2 separate regions of the Homo sapiens genome follow, and region 2 is linked to region 1. The links are chromatin loops, found by intact Hi-C in ENCODE. Cell type or tissue: heart right ventricle. All regions are shown on one strand. Each heading gives the region's core, and the rest is flanking DNA. Links, peaks and the distances in the headings are about the cores only.

Evidence for each region. Hi-C counts contacts between places; a loop is a spot of excess contacts. Peaks named below come from ENCODE experiments on the same cell type or tissue, not always from the same donor. Only the 100,000 strongest peaks of a DNase experiment are listed, where the experiment ranks them.
Region 2: it touches region 1 in a loop (7-fold over the local background); 4 of 110 quality-filtered maps call a loop at or near these places.

Annotation. Positions count from the first base shown.
Region 1 is chr9:7,977,877-7,987,543 of GRCh38, reverse strand. No RefSeq gene overlaps it. Among named protein-coding and RNA genes, the nearest start is that of DMAC1, 180 kb to the right of the region's middle. In heart right ventricle, for the core only: no CTCF peak of the experiment used is centred there; no DNase peak of the experiment used is centred there.
Region 2 is chr9:7,627,658-7,637,324 of GRCh38, reverse strand. No RefSeq gene overlaps it. Among named protein-coding and RNA genes, the nearest start is that of DMAC1, 170 kb to the left of the region's middle. In heart right ventricle, for the core only: no CTCF peak of the experiment used is centred there; no DNase peak of the experiment used is centred there.

The DNA.
Region 1 (9,667 bases), core at 669-8,668:
AAAGATGGGCAGAAATGGTCATTAAAAGTGTAATTTAAAAATATATGTATTTCCTTTTCTAGTATAGGCTTTGCAAATGCAATCCTGCTTCCAACTCCCAGAAATCTAGCTATTTATTCTAGCCAGTGTATCATTCAAAAGGTTAGACTAGACTTGTTTTCTTATACCAAACACCAACTGATTATCTCAGTCGCTCCACCACTCAAACCTTAGTGGACCTCATTGGCTTTGATATTTGTTAGCTTTGCAAGAGATGGATAAGCCTGGTATCATTTCTGTCCCCAGGAACACAGCTAACTATGCTGCAGAAGGTAGAGGCAATTCAGAACCTTCACAACATTTCAACAAAAAGATGAATTCATGCAGTGAAACAGAAATTAGGGTCTGCTGAAATCTTTGCACATTCTCATCATAATTTTATATTTAGTTAATATTTGATAAATATTTTAAATACAGAGTAATCTGAGTTTTAATTCAGGATAAGTGCCATTGAAACAAGAGCATCTTTTGGTTTAGTTTAGGAATGCAGAATCAGTCCATAGACTACTAATTTCACCAAAATATAGATTTCATACCTACTTCTGACAAAGAATATGCACCTCTACCAAGGTCCATTCTACTTACCAAGTATAGATATTCTTCTTCAAATACATCCTTACAAGAGTCCACTTCTGTCATGTAAAGTAGCAATTAGTAGCTCTCTGTCACACAGAATGTCATGTGCTCACTAACAGATAATGGACAAGTCACAAGGAGATAAAACATTAGTATTATTTCAATATCTTAGCTATGCTTGTCATTTACTTTGTACTATGTTACTGTACTGGCAAATGGGAATGTGTTGGAATCAGGTTCTTAGTGCTAGAAGGAATGTCAGAGATCAACTGGACCATTTTCTTTGCTTTATAGATATGGAAATTGAGGTCCAATGAGGAAAAGCAACTTGATCAAGACCACCCGAAGTTATAGAAAACCATCATAAAATTGCAAATTTAAAAAAGACCTTTCTTTTTTTTTCTGGGGAAAAACAAACCTTCAATAACTAACAGTTATAACATTTATTACCACTAAAACATTCTTTGTTGGTGGATTTTGGTATAGACACTTAAGATAACATAAAGGATGCATTTCAATTACTTAATTTATTCCTATGATATCTGTTGCAACTGAGCTGATTTTGCTAGTTAGTCTCATATGAGAAACTGTAAACATTTTCATGTTGTGATCAGATTCTAAGATTTTTTCTCTTATTAAATCTTTTCCAAAGCCTCATACCTAAGATTCAAGCTATGAGATCTCTTCTTGACCATTATATAAGTCAAATTAAAATCTTCCTGATCTGATATTCCTTTGTATTTTCCCCTATCTGCCACATATCATAAAGAAATGATGACAAATTAATGTTGAAGAGGAGAGATATTGTTTGTTCTGATCAGGCATCTCATCTAAACATCTATAATTTATTTCTTAGGTCACGGGCTTAAATTATACAAAGTTGAAGGAATTGAAGCCTATGTGCCTTCTCAGGTGGTTAATGCTGCTTACAAAATAAAGGAGATCATATATCTGTGGGCCACGATAGTGACTGGCAGGAGAATCAAATTTATTGCAGGAGGGTGCTTATTTTAGGGGCATCGTTATCACAACTCTCTTAATGAAAAGAAAGTTATTATGTTGAGATGAGTTCAAAGATAAACCCTTCCCACTGGCAGCCCAATGGAACTTCATGACTTTTTTTACCTGAGCCACCAATATTATGGCTTCCAGCCATACCCTCTGTTTTGGTCTGAGTGCGCAGGTGGCAATATGACAAATAAAACAGTTGGGACACAGGTTAAAATGCCAGTGGTAGAATTTGAGCCACTGTAACCTAAGGAGTTGAGTAATCATAACGGGACCGCAGCATCTGTGAATTCAGACCCATGGCACTATTCCAGAAAGTGGGAATCCACATTACCTCCCTAGAATGACAATTCTATCTTTCCCTTGCGGATTTCCCACTTGTGGGTGGATTTTCCACTTGTAAGATTGATCCAGCCAATTCTATGGCAATGACAGACAGAATGTGGCAGTCGTGCATTCTGAGGTCAGTCGACCTGGGAAAGTTTCATAATCAATACCACTCTTAATTATAGCCATTTTCTCAATTTACACTAAAGCAATGGACTCATTATCTCAACAATTTATGTTTTATCTCATTAGCCTACTATTAGATAAATAATATCTCTCATGCTCATGTTCAATAGCTGCAATGTCATTCAATAAATTAGTTGGACATAAATTCTAGCAGTACTAAATTTCCTGTAGGAATTTATCATTGAAATGGGTCCCAACATTGAATATCTTGTAAACATCACTAATTGCCCTCTTGTTTATAAAATGATTTTATTAATCTTCAGAGTTTTGCTTTACTAGTTCATGAAAGGACACTTTACTTAGTGCCACAGTTTAAAAAGGAAGTAATTGTTGATGCAGTCTCAAAAAACAGGAGTACCTAGGTTTCATTGGCTTTGTGTTGTATCTTAACGCACTGCCACGGAGCTTGGGGGGAAATGCTCCTAGAGAATGATGATTGTGATGCTGTTCCTTTGAGTTGCTTCACACAGAAATGTTTTGAAATCTGAAATTCTACTTTGCCATTTTCACGAGTTATTTAAAGCATTCCTTCTGCACACTTGAGAACGATGAAGATTTGAGGGTGCCAAGAACTAGCTTTAGGCTGACTGGGAGTGAATTCTTGTTTTGGAGTCCACGTATCTTCCTACCAACATCACATTCTCTTGAGGAATGCTAAGAAACAATGTGGATTTTAGAGATTTTTCACATTGCCTTTTTATTTTCTTAAAGATCATGTTTGATTTCATTTTTCTTTCATTTTGCAAAATTTTTTTTAATTTTCTGCATTTGAATTCTCTGGAATTAATGAAAACTTCACCCCCCTACTGCCTCCCCACCACCCCCTCGCACACACACACACTCTGTATTGTTGGGTTTGCTATGACAATAGAGAAGAAGGTAAGATCTCCTCCAGCCAGTAAGCTGAGAGGCTGGCAATTGTTACCAAAATCAGAAAATATTTCTAGCTAGGTATATGTCTCCATGAAAATCTCTCTGTTTGTATTGCCCCTCTCATGGTCGCTCCTAACATGATCCCTTTATCTGTGTACATAAGAATTATTTTTAGATGGATCTCCTTCTGTTTACACAGTATCCTTTGCTGTCTACCTTCTTTATCTAGCTAATAGCAGATGTTTACCTACTTGCAAGGAATATTTCTCTAAGGAAATATTAGGGATGGGAAAAGAATCCCTGTCTCTTTAGCCCTGAATACTCAGGACTTTTTCTTTTTTTGATATGTACCATGGCATATACATTTTAATTAATCCCAAACTGCATTCGAAGAGGGGTTTACATGTCACCAATTATTTTGAATGAGGGTTTTTCTCTCCCATTTGAATGTTAAATCATCATCTGTGTTTCAACATCTGTGGAAAATGCAGCTATAATTATTGTAAATAATATATTTTCCTAAGTATGAATTTGAAATGTGGTCAGTTTTGTTGACTGTTTTCTTTGCTTTCCTTTTTTCTCCAGCAGCTCAAAAACATCAATTGTCTTACTGTGGGTGTTTTCTGAAGTACAGTCACAAAGAAAGATTGTGAAAATGACAATGTTGTGCTTTATATTTTTTATCTTGTGTTGACTTCCATATCAAAACTGCTAAGTTGGGAAGACAAAGGATGCCTCCCAACTGCAGGCAACACAAAGCTCTTTTGTATTCTGACTCTTCTCTTCCTCTTACATCAACATCAATAAGTATTTTGTGGGAGAGACTGAAATGTCAGTCTTTCCGGGGAGCAATCAAGTCCAGTTTATTCTTTGCTCCGTAATTAAAGCCTGTTTCTGTGAGAAAAGTAAACCAATACCCCAGCAGCCGAAGATAAACTACGGTGCTATTTTTAATCTACAGCGAACCTTTCAACAGTATGAACCCTTTGAGACTTGCTACAGTTTTGCATTCTTGAGCCAATAGAAAAAGATTCAGGGAAGACAATAGTGGGTAGTCTAAAGGTATTAAAATTGTGTGTCTTATTTTAAACACTTGTGTTGAAACAAATAGCATTACAAAGGAGCTGGAAGAAAGTGGAGGATTTAATGAATGTGCTGCAATCCTTTAAAATGCGGATGCAGTTCTTCTTTCTTTCCCCAAGGAAGTGCCAAGCCCAATCCCAATGCCTGACTTTGCTACAGATTTGAAAATATAAAAAATGAATTATTAGGCAGAAAGGGAGAAGAGCTTAGCATTGGTTATTAATTGGCACTTCTCTTCAAGTCCCACTGTAAGGGGTCCCCTAGAGCTAGCTCCCTCCTCAGCTCCCATCTGACTGCCATGCTGTGCTGCTGGGCCACCCTTGTCCTCAGAACCTCTTCCCCTGCGTCTCAGCCTCCTCTTCCTGTTTTTGTCCCCTAGCTCCTTTCTCGAGAAAAGAGAACAATCGCAACACCACAATAATCTCATCAATTCAGAAAAGCAAACTTTCAGTTTCCAATACCAGGTAGGGTAAGAGATTCCTCCATTCAAGCCCTCTCTTCTATTATTTGATTATTCGTATAACACAAGGTACACTAAAAAGATTTCCTAAACCAAATACGGGCTTTTCCCAAAGATAATGTTGAGTCAAACCTATAAAGTTTTTAAACAATAGTATTTTGAACAGGTAATTCCTTTATCCTCAGGTTTTGGGTCCCCAAAAGTACCTTCTCATTATAAGTTGCTCTGCTCTTACACAGAAAATGTATTTATACTATGTGAAGATTTGTAAAGGATTTCCCAGGAGAAACACCACCCACAGCCCTTGTTTAATGTATCAATCCTCTTTTCCAGCACTATCCGATCAGTATAGAATGCAAGCCAGAAATGTGACCCACGAATAAAATTTAAAATTTTCTCCTGGCCACATTAAAAAAAGTAAAAGGAAAGAAGTGAAATTGATTTTAATATTTTTATTTAATCTAATATAGACTCCAAATTATCATTTTAACATGTACTAAATATTAAAACACTATTCATGATATTTTTTTCTTTTTTATATAGAAGCTTTGAAATGCATGCATATTGTGCACTTACAGCATATCTCAATTCTTTTTTTTTTGATACAGAGTCTCGCTCTGTCACCCCAGGCTGGAGTGCAGTGGTGCCATCTCTGCTCACTGCAAGCTCCACATCCGGGAATCACGCCATTCTCCTGCCTCAGCCTCCTGAGTAGCTGGGACTACAGGCGCCCACCACCACACCTGGCTAATTTTTGGTTTTCTTTTTTTTTGTATTTTTAGTACAGATGGGGTTTCACCATGTTAGCCAGGATGGTCTCGATCTCCTGACCTCGTGATCCGCCCACCTCGGCCTCCCAAAGTGCTGGGATTACAGGCTTGAGCCACCGCGCCCGGTCACAGCACATTTCATTTCTGATCAGCTACATTTCAGTTGCTCAATAGCCACGCAAGGTGGCTGCTGCACTGAACAGCACAGCTCTACACTTAATGACATGTCAGTATTTCCTTCATACCAATTGAGAGACTGAATACTCAGATGGACAATGCCAGGCCATATATGACAATAAACTCCAATCCACATAAGAAGCCCAGCAAGCTAAACCCACACCCTCCACAGCAACTGGTCCAGAAAGGTCAAGACTTGGTCAATAACTGACAGTTTCTATCTCTCTGTCTCCAACTCCCTCCTTCCAACTCAGGCCCAATCAGAGGAAGTCCGGTACGCTCCCTAATCAATCACATGAGATGTCCTTATTCTAGTTAGTGTCTTGGCTTCACATGTTAACAAACTCCAATCAGAGTGCACCTGGGGCCTTCCCTTTACTATACAGCTTTCCCACTCCCCTGCCTGCCTGTCAATCTTTTGTCAAACACAAATGCTGGCAGCTGACAGCATGCTGTAGCAAGCTCTAAATAAATAGCCTTTGCTTGCTATCATTTGGGTGGTCTCAGGCTATTTCCACAGGACTGGAGCATCATTCAATTATGTGGACTTTCTCCCTTAAATTTGAGAACCCAGGTCTTTGCTATTAATGCTGTGATGAACATATACATGCATGTATCTTTATAGGAGGAGAGTGTATATTCCTTTGAGTAGATACCCAGTAATGGGGTTGCTGAGTCAAATGGTAGCTCTGTTTTAAGTTCTTCGTGAAAACACCAAACTACTTTCCCCAATGGCTAACCTAATTTACATTCCCAACAGCAGCATCTAAACATTCCCCTTTTTCCCCACAACCTCGCCAGCATCTGTTATTTTCTGACTTTTTAATAACAGCCATTCTGGCTGGTGTGAGATAGTATCTCACTGCTGTTTTGATTTGCATTTCTCTAATGATTAATAATGTGAGCTCCATGCAGAGGGTGCTCTTCACCAAGGCAGTGTGGGAGTAGAGCAGCTGCATTTTCCTGGAAGCACACACACTGAGGCTTTTTCAATAAATCACTTTCAGGTAGGGGCAGACAGATGTTCATCAAGATGAAGGCAGAATGTGGCATGCTGCTAGTAGGGACCTGAGAAAATGGCCCTTCCTCACCTCTGCTCAGAGGACAAATGCTTTCCAACATGGAGAGAAAAACAGAGTTTGATATTCCTGGTTTTTCACAATCCACTTCCCAGTCTGTCACCTGGGCCTGAAGAGACATTTTAAAGCCCTCTGATCACACTGGCTGGTGGCTGAGGTTTTTAGGAGGAGCAGGCCACATGTCTGCCCACCACGTGGGATTAGCACTTCATTTTTGGCTAAAACTAAAGTGGGGAGAAAGCCCAAAGAAAGGCCACTTCTGTGGCTGAACAAACAGTGGAGTAATATGTATAAATGTTACAAAGAAAATCTGCAGAATGTTTGCAAGCCCAACAGTGTAAATGTTATTTTTAAGACTCAAAAGAAATTTAATCAAGGCAAATAGAAAAAGATGTTTTTCAGAATTAAGTAAAAATGTGTCCATTTCTTGCTAAAAATTTTTGAGAAAATTTTTCCCAAATAATGACTCTCGGCTTAGAATTCTGACCCGTTAAAACTGATTTAAAATTACAATGAAGAGGCCAAGACAGAAGCCTTTGAGTACTAAAGTTGCCATTCAGTGGAAAGACTTGTTTAGAAAAAAGTAAAATGAAATCCATTTTCATAGCTAAGCTAAGAAAATCATGAGGCTTTCTAGAAAAAGCACATCTGATTATTTGCAAGGCATTTAGGATCTGAGTGTTCAGGGTTCCCTGTTGCTGTATTTTCCACATTATAGCCACACGTTGGCATAGGGAACCTTGGGGATTTGAAAGAGCCTAAATCCGTTTCCACAGTTCATCACCCCCCACTCCTGCAATAACTAGTTATCTGGCATTCTCCCACCCAATCTGTTTCAAAATTTTATATGAAATGCACTATTTCTCAGATTCTATTAAAAAAAATTCCCTCTGACTATAGCTCTGCTTTGAGATATTATTACACAGTGAGACTGTGCCATTCCTGCCTTCTAACAGATTTACAATGCAAATATCATCCAAAGAGGAAAATTACATCACCTTACTATGAAGATGAGCTTTAGTTCATCAATCACTGATTGAGAAACTTAGCCAAATATGAATATAAATGTCCTATCTCTGTTGGACAGGACACAGAGCAGTGGTTTTGATTTGGTCATAACTTCCATTGCCCGTAAGCCTTGATGTCTGCTATCTTGCCTGTGCAGCAACGGTCTTATCTAGGATGTGAATTTCATTGGAAAGCAGGCTGTCTTCCAAAGTGAAGGGGTGAGAAAGAAAAACCAGACTCAGAGGACTAACGGCATTTTCATTCGTGAACAGTTCAGATTAACTCATAAACAACAGAAACATTTTCACAGCCAGACAATGGCACTCTGTCCGCTGTCAATATTTCTCATGTTTTGGAAGAAGCCTGACCAACCAGGATGACCTCTTGCCATAGCAGTGTGGCTATTCAGGCTAGTTCCAGGACGCAGTGCTTGTCCCAATGTAATTACATATGCTGCTTGACATTAGGGAGCCACTGGAGAAGTTTATTAAAAGTAATTTCCGGCTGGCCACAGTGGCTCACACCTGTAACCCCAGCACTTTGGGAGGCCGAGGCAGGAGGATCATGAGGTCAGGAGTTTGAGACCAGCCTGGCCAACATAGTGAAACCCCATCTCTACTAAAAAAATACAAAAAAAATTAGCTGGGCATGGTGGCAGACACCTGTAATCCCAGCTACTTGGGAGGCTGAGGCAGGAGAATCACTTGAACCCAGGAAACCGAGGTTGCAGTGAGCCGAGATCACGCCATTGCACTCTAGCCTGGGCGACAGTGTGAGACTCCATCTCAAAAAAAAAAAAAAAAAGAAAAGTAATTTCCACCTTTTTCTGTTTTAGACTTTCGGTGTCTGTTGTTGATATTTATTGAGATAGAAACACCATTTGCCTGGCATAGTGGCTTATGCATGTGATCCTGGCAATTTGGGAGGCTGAGGCAGGAGGATCACCTGAGGTCAGGAGTTCGAGAACAGCCTGGCCAACATGGTGACACCCCATCTCTACTAAAAATACAGAAATTAGCTGGACGTAGTGGCCTGTGCCTGTAATCCCAGCTACTCAGGAGGCTAAGGCAAGAGAATCACTTGAACCAGGGAGGCAGGTTGCAGTGAGCCAAGATCACGCCACTGCACTCCTGCCTGGGCAACAGAGGGGGACTCAGTCTCAAAAAAAAAGAAGGAAAAAGAGAAAAAAAAAGAAGCACTGTCACAAAGTAACAAAGAGATAAGAGATTAAGGGAAGTCCTTCCCTACTTCCATATATACACATAATGGAAGAGGTCCTAGCTGTGCCTTCTCCCATGTGGCCCTGTAGTGAGGAGCCATAGGCAAACTTCCCTATCTCTCCCCTCACTCCTTGCCATTGCCCATTGCCTCCTTTCTAACCAGAATCATCCATGGAAGGTGGACAGTCTAAGTGCCTCCAGAACCATATAGTGTGATTTGAAAGCTTCCAGAGATTAAGGCTATTATGGTGTCCATTTGGTGTCATATTTAGGTGTTCCATTACCATTGCTGATGACCTCAGTGGCATTCAATCAGCCATTGGTGATGTGTCACTCTAGACTTCAGGGATTTGTCTTCAAATGTCTTGCATGGTAAGTCCTCTGATAACATACCCATCTTTCCTACTAGATTATAAGTAGCTAAGTATGTGTGTATATATTCTTAGCTGGTCTTTTATTCTGAGTCATTTTTATGTATTGACTCAAATTAATTCTCACTAATTATTACCTATTTGTAATAAGTACTATGGCTATTTCATTTTACAGATGAAGAAACTGAGGCACAGAGTGATTAAGAAAGTTGCCCAAGATTTCACAGCCAGTAGGTGGCCAAGCCAAATTTCAAACCCAGCAGTTTGGCCCCAGATTTGAAGCTCTTCACCACTCATATACAATATTGCTTCCTGAGAGAAGCATTTTCCTACGTTTTCCTTATCTGTTTGTTTCTAGCATCTAGTACAAGTCCTGGAATGTAAGAACCTTAAATAAATGCTTGTCGAATGGGGGATGACTTGAAGGCAGAGTCTGTATGCAATATTCATCACGCGGGGTATAGATGCTCAGCTGACATGATCCTTGAGG
Region 2 (9,667 bases), core at 750-8,749, 350 kb after region 1:
TTGTCACTTTGAAAGGCTCACAGAATATCTCTATTCCAGGAATCCAAAACTCAAATGCCTCCAGGGCAGGCAGATATCATAAATGAGTGAGGCCAGCTCAGTGGAATGGTTGGCTCCCTCAGCCTGCATTTTATTTCCTACTTCTGATAGGAACAAGGGAACAATAAATATCTCAGAGCTCTCTTAACTCTTTTATGAGAGAAGCAATGGTAGAAGCAGGCTGATTAAGAGCCATAAGCACTCAGCAACCATGGCAAAAAGTAATAGGGAGGAGTGGAGACTCTGGCATCTGAAGAGTTTCTGTCACAGCTAAAGAGAACAGCTTCTACCCAACTCTTGTCAACTTCTGTGGAGGCAAAGCCTGTGTGAAAGCAGCCATGGTTAAGAACAAAGGGAAAGTTAAGGAACGGCTAGGCAGGAGTGGAAAAGCTTTCTATTTAAGTTGGAGCTAGCCTCATAGAAAGGGAAGGCTTGTCCCTATTCCATGGGAAAGTAGATACAAATAACCAACTGTTTTTTATTCTATTGAGATTTTGATAGAATAAACTGGGATTTGGAATCAGGCAAATCTGCAAATAGAATCCCAGCAATCAAATTATTTAGGCTTGTCTGAGCCTTAATGTTTGCGCTTTAAAATGAGAGGTAATTTCTCATTTGCATGTTGGTTTGAAGGGTACTAAGTAAAAATACACACAAAGCTGCAAGCACATTTTCTGACACACATAGATGCTTGATAAAATTTTTTTTCTTGAACTTCCCATATTAGGAAAGTGAGTCATAGCAGACTCCTGTATTACCTTCTTTATATCCATGGCCCTTTGAAGATTTTAGAAACGAGACTGCTTTATCTCAACCATGCCATCTGTAAACTAGGACAACTCAGGCAGTGCTTTCTTAGATTTTTGCAGCCTCTTCAAGATTTTTTTCCAAGTATTACACCTGAGATTTGAATAGAAATCAGGCATTAGAAGGTGCTCTGTTACCATTTTTCATTTTTCAATAAGAATTGATGATATCATTTTGCAACAATAAGAATTTATGATCTAATGTCTCCCTTGACATAACCTGGAATTTCTCTGTTTTTTCTCACTTGGCCATCTATACACACACACACACACACACACACACACACACACACACACACACTCAGAAGATACATGACATCATTAATTATTACCAGGTCTCCAGGATTTATTTTGCCTTTGTATTTTCATAATATTTTGGGATTTTTCAGAACTTAATTTCTTTTCCTCTTACAAACAGAAGTAGTAAAACAGAAAGTAGGTTCTCCTCATGTAAAGTAATTTCTCACTTTGCGAATTTGGGAAAAAAATAACAAGAGTACTAATAGCAATGTCTGTCTGATTTATTCATTCACAAGCACTAACTGAAATTAGCACTAACCATGCTTTAGAAGTAGTACTTGATACATTCAGATACATGGTAATATTAGGCCCTCCACAAACAGGTCATCAAAGACAGTATCTATTCAGGAGTCAATTGCATAACTGATGGCTATATAACTTGTAGCCTGACAGTTTCCTTCAAGATACCATGATCACATCTTCATAATCAGTTACGCTGCCTATGTGTATTGCATATGACATACACCTTCTAGGATTAGGACCTAGGAAGAAAATAAAAGGAATATTGCATTAGATGCAGGTTCATTGGGTAATACTGTATTCTATCATTCTCATCTTCACTAGGTTGGTAATCATCTCCCTTGGTAGCAATGTCTCCAGAATTATATTGGCATACGTCCAATGAAGACTGTTGCAATTATTGACATAGCTGTTATTCATTTGTCATTTATATATTTCTTCAATTTACACTGTCCATTTACTTATATTGCATACTCTTCAATACTGTACCAAAGACTATTAGCTCTTCACCAAAATATGCTTTTTATTCATCCTAGGCATACAGCTTAACTACATATCCTAGCCTCCACTGGAGCTGAGTATAACCATGTAACTGAGGTCTAGCTCTGGCTTATAAAGAACATACACATCTGGCCCCTCATATACATGGTCTTTCCCCTTTCATATGAAGTCTACAGTAATGTTCAGAGGGATCTTGGAAGCAGTATGTTGAAAATTTCAGAGCCACCATTGGCCTGGGTCCCTGAATTTTCCTGTGGAGGAGAGCTACCTTACAAATCCAAATACCCATCTCAGACAAGAAATGTAATTCTTGTTTAAGCCACTGAAGTTGGCAGTTCATTTGTTACTGCATTCTAACCTACTCTAGCTTAATACATATAATAATTTAAGTGTTCAAAATAGCTTGGCACATCTGTTGAAAATCAATTTGCCATATAAGTATGCATCTATTTTCAGACTCTATATTGCTCCATGATCTACATATCAATTTGTATGCCAATACCAGTTTTTGATTACTTTAGCTTTATAGAAAATTTTGAAATTCAATAGTATAAGTTCTCCAATTTTGTTCTTTTTCAAAAAACTAAGCTATTCTAGTTCTTTATCTTTGCATATAAACTTTTAAATCAGTATCCCAATTTATTTGTTTTAAAAAAGTATCTTGGGATTGCATTAAATATCTTGGTAAATTTGGGCAGGATTGCTATCTTAATATATTGAGTCTTTCAGTCTGTGAACATGATCCATGGATATACAGATACGTGTGTGTGTGTGTGTGTCTGTGTGTGTCCATTTTTAAGGTCCTCTCTAATTTCCCTTCACAGTGTTTCAGTATTCAATTCTTGCATATCATTTGTAAAATTTATACCTAAGTATTTTTATGTTAGTAGTTTTTTGTGGATTCTCTATGTCTTTCTACACGCATGATTATGTCATCTGCAAATTAAAACACTTATATTTCCTCTTTTCCAAATGGTATGCCTTTTATCTCTTTTACTTACTTCACCGAGCTGGCTAAGACTTCCACTACTGTATTAAATAAAAGTAATCTTCCTGATCTTTGACAGAACTCATTAAGGCTTTTACCAGTGAGTGTGATGTTAGTGGTAGATTTTTCACAGATGTCATAAATCAGACTATGTTCCCTTTATTCCAAGTTTGCTGAAAGTTTGTATTACAAAAGTGTGTAAAATTAGTCCAAGTTTTTAAAATTTTTTTCATCTATTGAAATATTATATAGTTTCACTCCTTCATTCTATTAGAATGGTAAAATTATAATAACTGATTTTCATATGTTTTATCAAACTTGCAAGATTAGCTCCACTTGGTCATGATATATTATCTTTTTATATCTTGTTGGGTTTTATTTGCAAATACTTCTATGTTTATGAGAGATACTAGTTTTAGGTCTATTTTTTTGTGATGTCTTTATTTGGTTTTGAAATAAGAGTAATACTATACTTACAAATTATGTTGGGAAGCGTTCCCTCTTCCTTTGTTTCCTGAAAGCAATTTGTATAAGATTGGGACTTTTTTCCATACATGTTTAATATAATTCACCAATGAAGCCATCTAACTCAGGAGTTTTATGTGAGGGAGGCTTTTCAATTATAAATCAGTTTATTTAGTTGATATAGATTGTTCAATTTTTTTATTTATTCTAGAGTCAGTTTGGTTATTTGTGCCTTTCAAATAATTTGTTTATATTATCTAGATTGCCAAATGCATTAACATAACATGGTAATATTTCATTATTCTGCTTCCAATGTCTGAAGGAGCTGCAGGAATGTCCTCTGTTTTTATCTTGATATTTGTAATTTCTGCATTTTTTTTATTTTTGTCATGATCAGTACAGCTAAAAGTGTATCTATTTTATTATTTTTTCCCCCAAAGAATCAGCTTTTGGTTTCATTGACTATTATCTAATATTTTTCTACTTTTATTTCATTGATTTCTACACTTCCCTTCTGTGCTCTTTGGATTTAATTTTTGCTTCTTTTTCTAGATTCTTAGATAAAAGATTAGACCATTGTTTTAAGACCTTTCTTTCCTACTGCAAGCATTAAAGTTCTGAATTTTTCTAGTACTATTAGCTGCACCCCACAAACTTTTATTGTTGGATTGTCATTATAAGTCAGTTCAAAATACTTTCAACCCCTCCTGTAATTTTTTGACTCAAAAATTATTCAAAAGAGTACAGTTTAATTTCCAGGTATTTATATTTTTCTACTCTCTCAATGTTGATTTCTAGCTTAATTCTACTATGATGAAAGAACATAATATGTATGAGTTCAATATTTTTATATTTGAGACTTTTGTTTAAAGCTCACTATATGGTCTATCCTAGTAAATGTACTTCGTGCATCTGAAAACAAATGTACCTTCTGCCATTGTTGAGTGTAGTCTTATATGAATATCAAACATCAAAAAGGTTAGTCGAGGTGTTTAGATCTTTTTGATTTTTTTCTAGTTATTCTATCAATTGCTGAAAGAGTAGTGTTAAATTCTTCATCTGTGATTTTAGAATAGTCTGTTTCCCCCTTTAATTCCATCAAGTTTTGCTTCTTTTCTTTTGAAACTTTATTAATGGTGTATAAGAATTTGTTATATACCCCTTTGAAATGATTTTTGTCATTGTAAAGTGTTCCATTTATTCTCAGTTAGCACATTTTATTTTGCAATATATTTTATGTGATATTAATATAACCACTGTATCTTTTCTATGCATACGTTTGTATGGTATATCTTTTTTTCAGCAATTTACTTTCTTTTTCTTTTCTTTTCTTATTATACTTTAAGTTCTGGGACACATATGCAGAAGATGCAAGTTTGTTACATAGGTATACACACACCACGGTGGTTTGCTGCACCCATCAACCCGACATCTACGTTAGGTATTTCTCCTAATGCTATCCTCCCCTAGCCCTCTATCCCCCAACAGACCCCGGCGTGTGATGTTCCACTCCCTATGTCCATGTGTTCTCATTGTTTGGCTCCCACTTATGAGTGAGAACATGCAGTGTTTGGTTTTCTGTTCCTGTGTTAGTTTGCTGAGAATAATGATTTCCAGATTCATCCATATCGCTACAAAAGACACGAAGTCATCCTGTTTATGGCTGTATAGTATTCCATAGTGTATATGTGCCACATTTTCTTTATCCATCATTGATGGGCATTTGAGTTGGTTCCAAGTCTTTGCTATTGTGAACAGTACCACAATAAACATACATGTACAGGTGTCTTTATAGTAGAATGATTTATATTCCTCTGGGTATGTAACCAGTAATGGGATTGCTGGGTCAAATGGTATTTCTGGTTCTAGATCCTTGAGGAATTGCCACACTGTCTTCCACAACGGTTGAACTAATTTGTACTCCCACCAACAATGTAAAAGAATTACTATTTCTCCACATCCTCTCCAGCATCTGTTGTTCCCTGACTTTTTAATGATTGCCATTCTAACTGGCGTGAGATGGTATCTCACTGTGGTTTTGATCTGCATTTCTCTAATGACCAGTGATAATGAGCTTTTTTTTTATATGTTTATTGGCTGCATAAATGTCTTCCTTTGAGAAGTGTCTGTTTATATCCTTCACCCACTTTTTGACGGTTTTTTTTTTCTTGTAAAGTTGTTTAAGTTCCTTGTAGATTCTGGATATTAGCCCTTTGTCAGATGGATAGACTGTAAAAATTTTCTCCATTCTGTAGGTTGCCTGTTCACTCTGATGATAGTTCCTTTTGCTGTGCAGAAGCTCTTTAATCAGACGTCATTTGTCAATTTTTGCTTTTGTTGCCATTGCTTTTGGTGTTTTAGTCATGAAGTCTTTGCCCATGTCTATGTCCTGAATGATATTGCCTAGGTTTTCTTCTAGGGTTTCTATGATTTTAGGTCTTACAATTAAGTATTTAATCCATCTTGAGTTAATTTTTGTATAAGGTGTAAGGAAGGGGTCCAGTTTCTGTTTTCTGCATATGGCTAGCCAGTTTTCCTAAGACCATTTATTAAATAGGGAATTCTTTACTCCATTGCTTGTTTTTGTGAGGTTTGTCAAAGATCAGATGGTTGTAGATGTGTGGTGTTATTTCTGAGACCTCTGTTCTGTTTCATTGGTCTATATATCTGTTTTGGTACCAGTACCATGTTGTTTTGGTTACTGTAGCATTGTAATATAGTTTGAAGTCAGGTAGCATGATGCCTCCAGCTTTGTTCTTTTTGCTTAGGATTGTATTGGCTATAAGGGCTCTTTTTTGGTTCCATATGAAATTTAAAGTAGTTTTTTTCTAGTTCTGTGAAGAAAGTCAATGGTAGCTCAATGGAAATAGCATTGAATTTATAAATTACTTTGGGCAGTATGGCCATTTTCATGATACTGATTCTTCCTACAATGAGCATGGAATGTTTTTCCATTTGTTTGTGCCCTCTCTTATTTCCTTGAGCACTGGTTTGTAGTTCTCCTTGAAGAGGTCCTTCATGTCACTTGTAAGTTGTATTCCTAGGTGTTTTATTCTCCCTGCAACACTTGTGAATGGGAGTTCACTCATGATTTGGCTCTCTGCTTGTCTATTATTGGTGTATAGGAATGCTTGTGATTTCTCCACACAGATTTGTATCTTGAGACTTTGCTGAAGTTATTTATCAACTTAAGGAGTTTGGGGGCTGAAACAATGGGGTTTTTTAGGTATACAATCATGTCATCTCCAAACAGAGACAATTTGACTTTCTCTCTTCCTACTTGAATACCCTGTATTTATTTCTCTTGTCTGATTGCCCTGGCCAGGATTTCCAACACTGTGTTGAATAGGAGTATGAGAGTGATGAGAGTGGTGAGAGTGGCGAGAGAGGGCATCCTTGTCTTATGCCCGTTTTCAAAGGGAAGTCTTTCAGCTTTTGCCCATTCAGTATGATATTGGCTATGGGTGTGCCATAAATAGCTCTTATTATTTTGAGATACATTCCATCAATACCTAGTTTATTGATAGTTTTTAGCATAAAGAAATGTTGAATTTTATCAAAGGCCTTTTCTGCATCTATTAAAATAATCATGTGGTTTTTGTCATTGGTTCTGTTTATGTGATGGATTACCTTTATTGATTTGAGTATGTTGAACCAGCCTTGCATCCCAGGGAAGAAGCCCACTTGATCCTGGTGGATAAGCTTTTGGATGAGCTACTGGATTTGGTTTGCCAGTATTTTATTGAAGATTTTTGCATCGATGTTCATCAGGGATATTGGCCTGAAATAATTTTGTTGTTGTTGCATCTCTGCCAGGTTTTGGTATCAGGATGATGCTGGCCTCATAAAATGAGTTAGGGAGGAGTCCCTCTTTTTCTATTGTTTGGAATTGTTTCAGAAGGAATGGTACCAGCTCCTCTTTGTACCTCTGTTACGATTTGGCTGTGAATCCATCTCATCCTGGGCTTTTTTGGGTTGGTAGGCTATTAATTAATGCCTCAATTTCAGAACTGTTATTGGTCTACTCAGGGTTTCGACTTCTTCCTGGTTTAGTTTTGGGAGGGTGTATGTATCCAGGAATTTATCTATTTCTTCTAGATTTTCTTGGTTATTTGCGCAGAGGTGTTTATAGTATTCTGTGATGGTAGTTTGTATTTCTGTGGGATCGGTGTTGATATCCCTTTTATCATTTTTTATTGTGTCTATTTGATTCTTCTCTCATTTTCTTCTTTATTAGTCTGGCTAGCAGTCTGTTTTGTTAATTTATTCAAAAAACCAGCTCCCGGATTCATGGATTTTTTTTGACAGGATTTTTGTGTCTCTATCTCCTTCAGTTCTGCCTGACCTTGGTTATTTCTTGCCTTCTGATAGCTTTTGAATTTGTTTACTCTTGCTTCTCTAGTCCTTTTAATTGTGATGTTAGGGTGTCGATTTTAGATCTTTCCAGGTTTCTCTTGTGGGCATTAAGTGCTATAAATTTCTCTCTAAACACTGCTTTAGCTGTGTCCCAGAGATTCTGGTACGTTGTGTCTTTGTTCTCATTGGTTTCAAATAACTTATTTATTTCTGCCTTGATTTCATTATTTACCCAGTAGTCATTCAAGAGCAGGCTGTTCAGTATCCATGTAGTTGTGCGCTTTTGAGTGAGTTTCTTAATCCTGAGTTCTAACTTGATTGCACTGTGGTCTGAGAAACTATTTGTTATGATTTTTGTTTTTTGGCATTTGCTGAAGAGTGTTGTACTTCCAATTATGTGGCCAATTTTAGAATAAGTGCGATGTGGTACTGAGAAGAATATATTCTGTTTATTTGGGGTGGAGAGTTCTGTAGATGTCTATTCGGTCCACTTGGTCCAGAGCTGAGTTCAAGTCCTGAACATCTTTGTTAATTTTTTGTCTCGTTGATCTAATATTGACAATGGGGTGTTAAAGTCTCCCATTATTATTGTGTGGGAGTCTAAGTCTCTTTGTAGGTCTCTAAGAACTTGCTTTATGAATCTGGGTGCTCCTGTATTGGGTGCATATATATTTAGGATTGTTAGCTCTTCTTGTTGCATTAATCCCTTTACCATTATGTAATGTCCTTCTTTGTCTTTTTTGATCTTTGTTGGTTTACAGTCTGTTTTATCAGAGACTAGGATTGCAAGCCCTGCTTTTTTTTTTTTTTTTTTTTTTTTGCTTTCCATTTGCTTGGTGAATCTTCCTCCATTCCTTTATTTCAAGCCTATGTGTGTCTTTGCACATGAGACCAGTCTCCTGAATACAGCACACCAATGAGTCTTGACTCCTTCTAATTTGCCAGTGTGTGCCTTTTAATTGTGGCATTTAGCCCGTTTACATTAAAGGTTAATATTTTTATGTGTGAATTTGATCCTGCCATTATGAGGCTAGCTGGTTATTCTGCCTGTTAGTTGATGCAGCTTCTTCATAGTGTCAATAGCTTTTACAATTTGGTATGTTTTTGCAGTGGCTGGTACCGGTTTTTCCTTTCCATATTTAGTGCTTCCTTCAGGAGCTCTTGTAAGGCAGGCCTGGTGGTCACAAAATCTCTCAGTGTTTGCTTGCCTGTAAAGGATTTTATTTCTCCTTCCTTTATGAAGCTTAGTTTGGCTGGATATGAAATTCTGGGTTGAAAATTCTTCTCTTTAAGAATGTTGAATATTGGCCCTCACTCTCTTCTGGCTTGTAGGGTTTCTGCAGAGACCTGCTGTTAGTCTGATGGGCTTTCCTTTCTGAGTAACCTGCCCTTTCTCTCTGGCTGCCCTTAACATTTTTTCCTTCATTTCAGCTTTGGTGAATCTGATAATTATGTGTCTTGGGGTTGCTCTTCTAGAGGAGTATCTTTATGGTGTTCTTTGTATTTCCTGAATTTGAGTGTTGGCCTGTCTTGCTAGGTTGGGGATGTTCTCCTGGATAATATCCTGAAGAGTGTTTTCCAACTTGGTTCCATTCTCCCCATCCTTTTCAGGTTCACCAATCAAACTCAGGTTTGGCCTATTCATATAGTCCCACATTTCTTGGAGGCTTTGTTTGTTCCTTTTCATTCTTTTTTCTCTAATCTTGTCTTCATGCTTTATTTCATTAAGTTGATCTTCAATCTCTGATATCCTTTCTTCCACTTGATCGATTTGGCTATTGATACTTGTGTATGCTTCATGAGGTTCTTGTGCTATGTTTTTCAGCTCCCTCAGGTCATTTATGTTCTTCTCTAAACTGGTTATTCTAGTTAGCAATTCCTCTAACCTTTTTTCAAGGTTCTTAGCTTCCTCACATTGGGTTAGAACATGTTCCTTTAGCTTGGAGGAGTTTGTTATTACCCACCTTCTGAA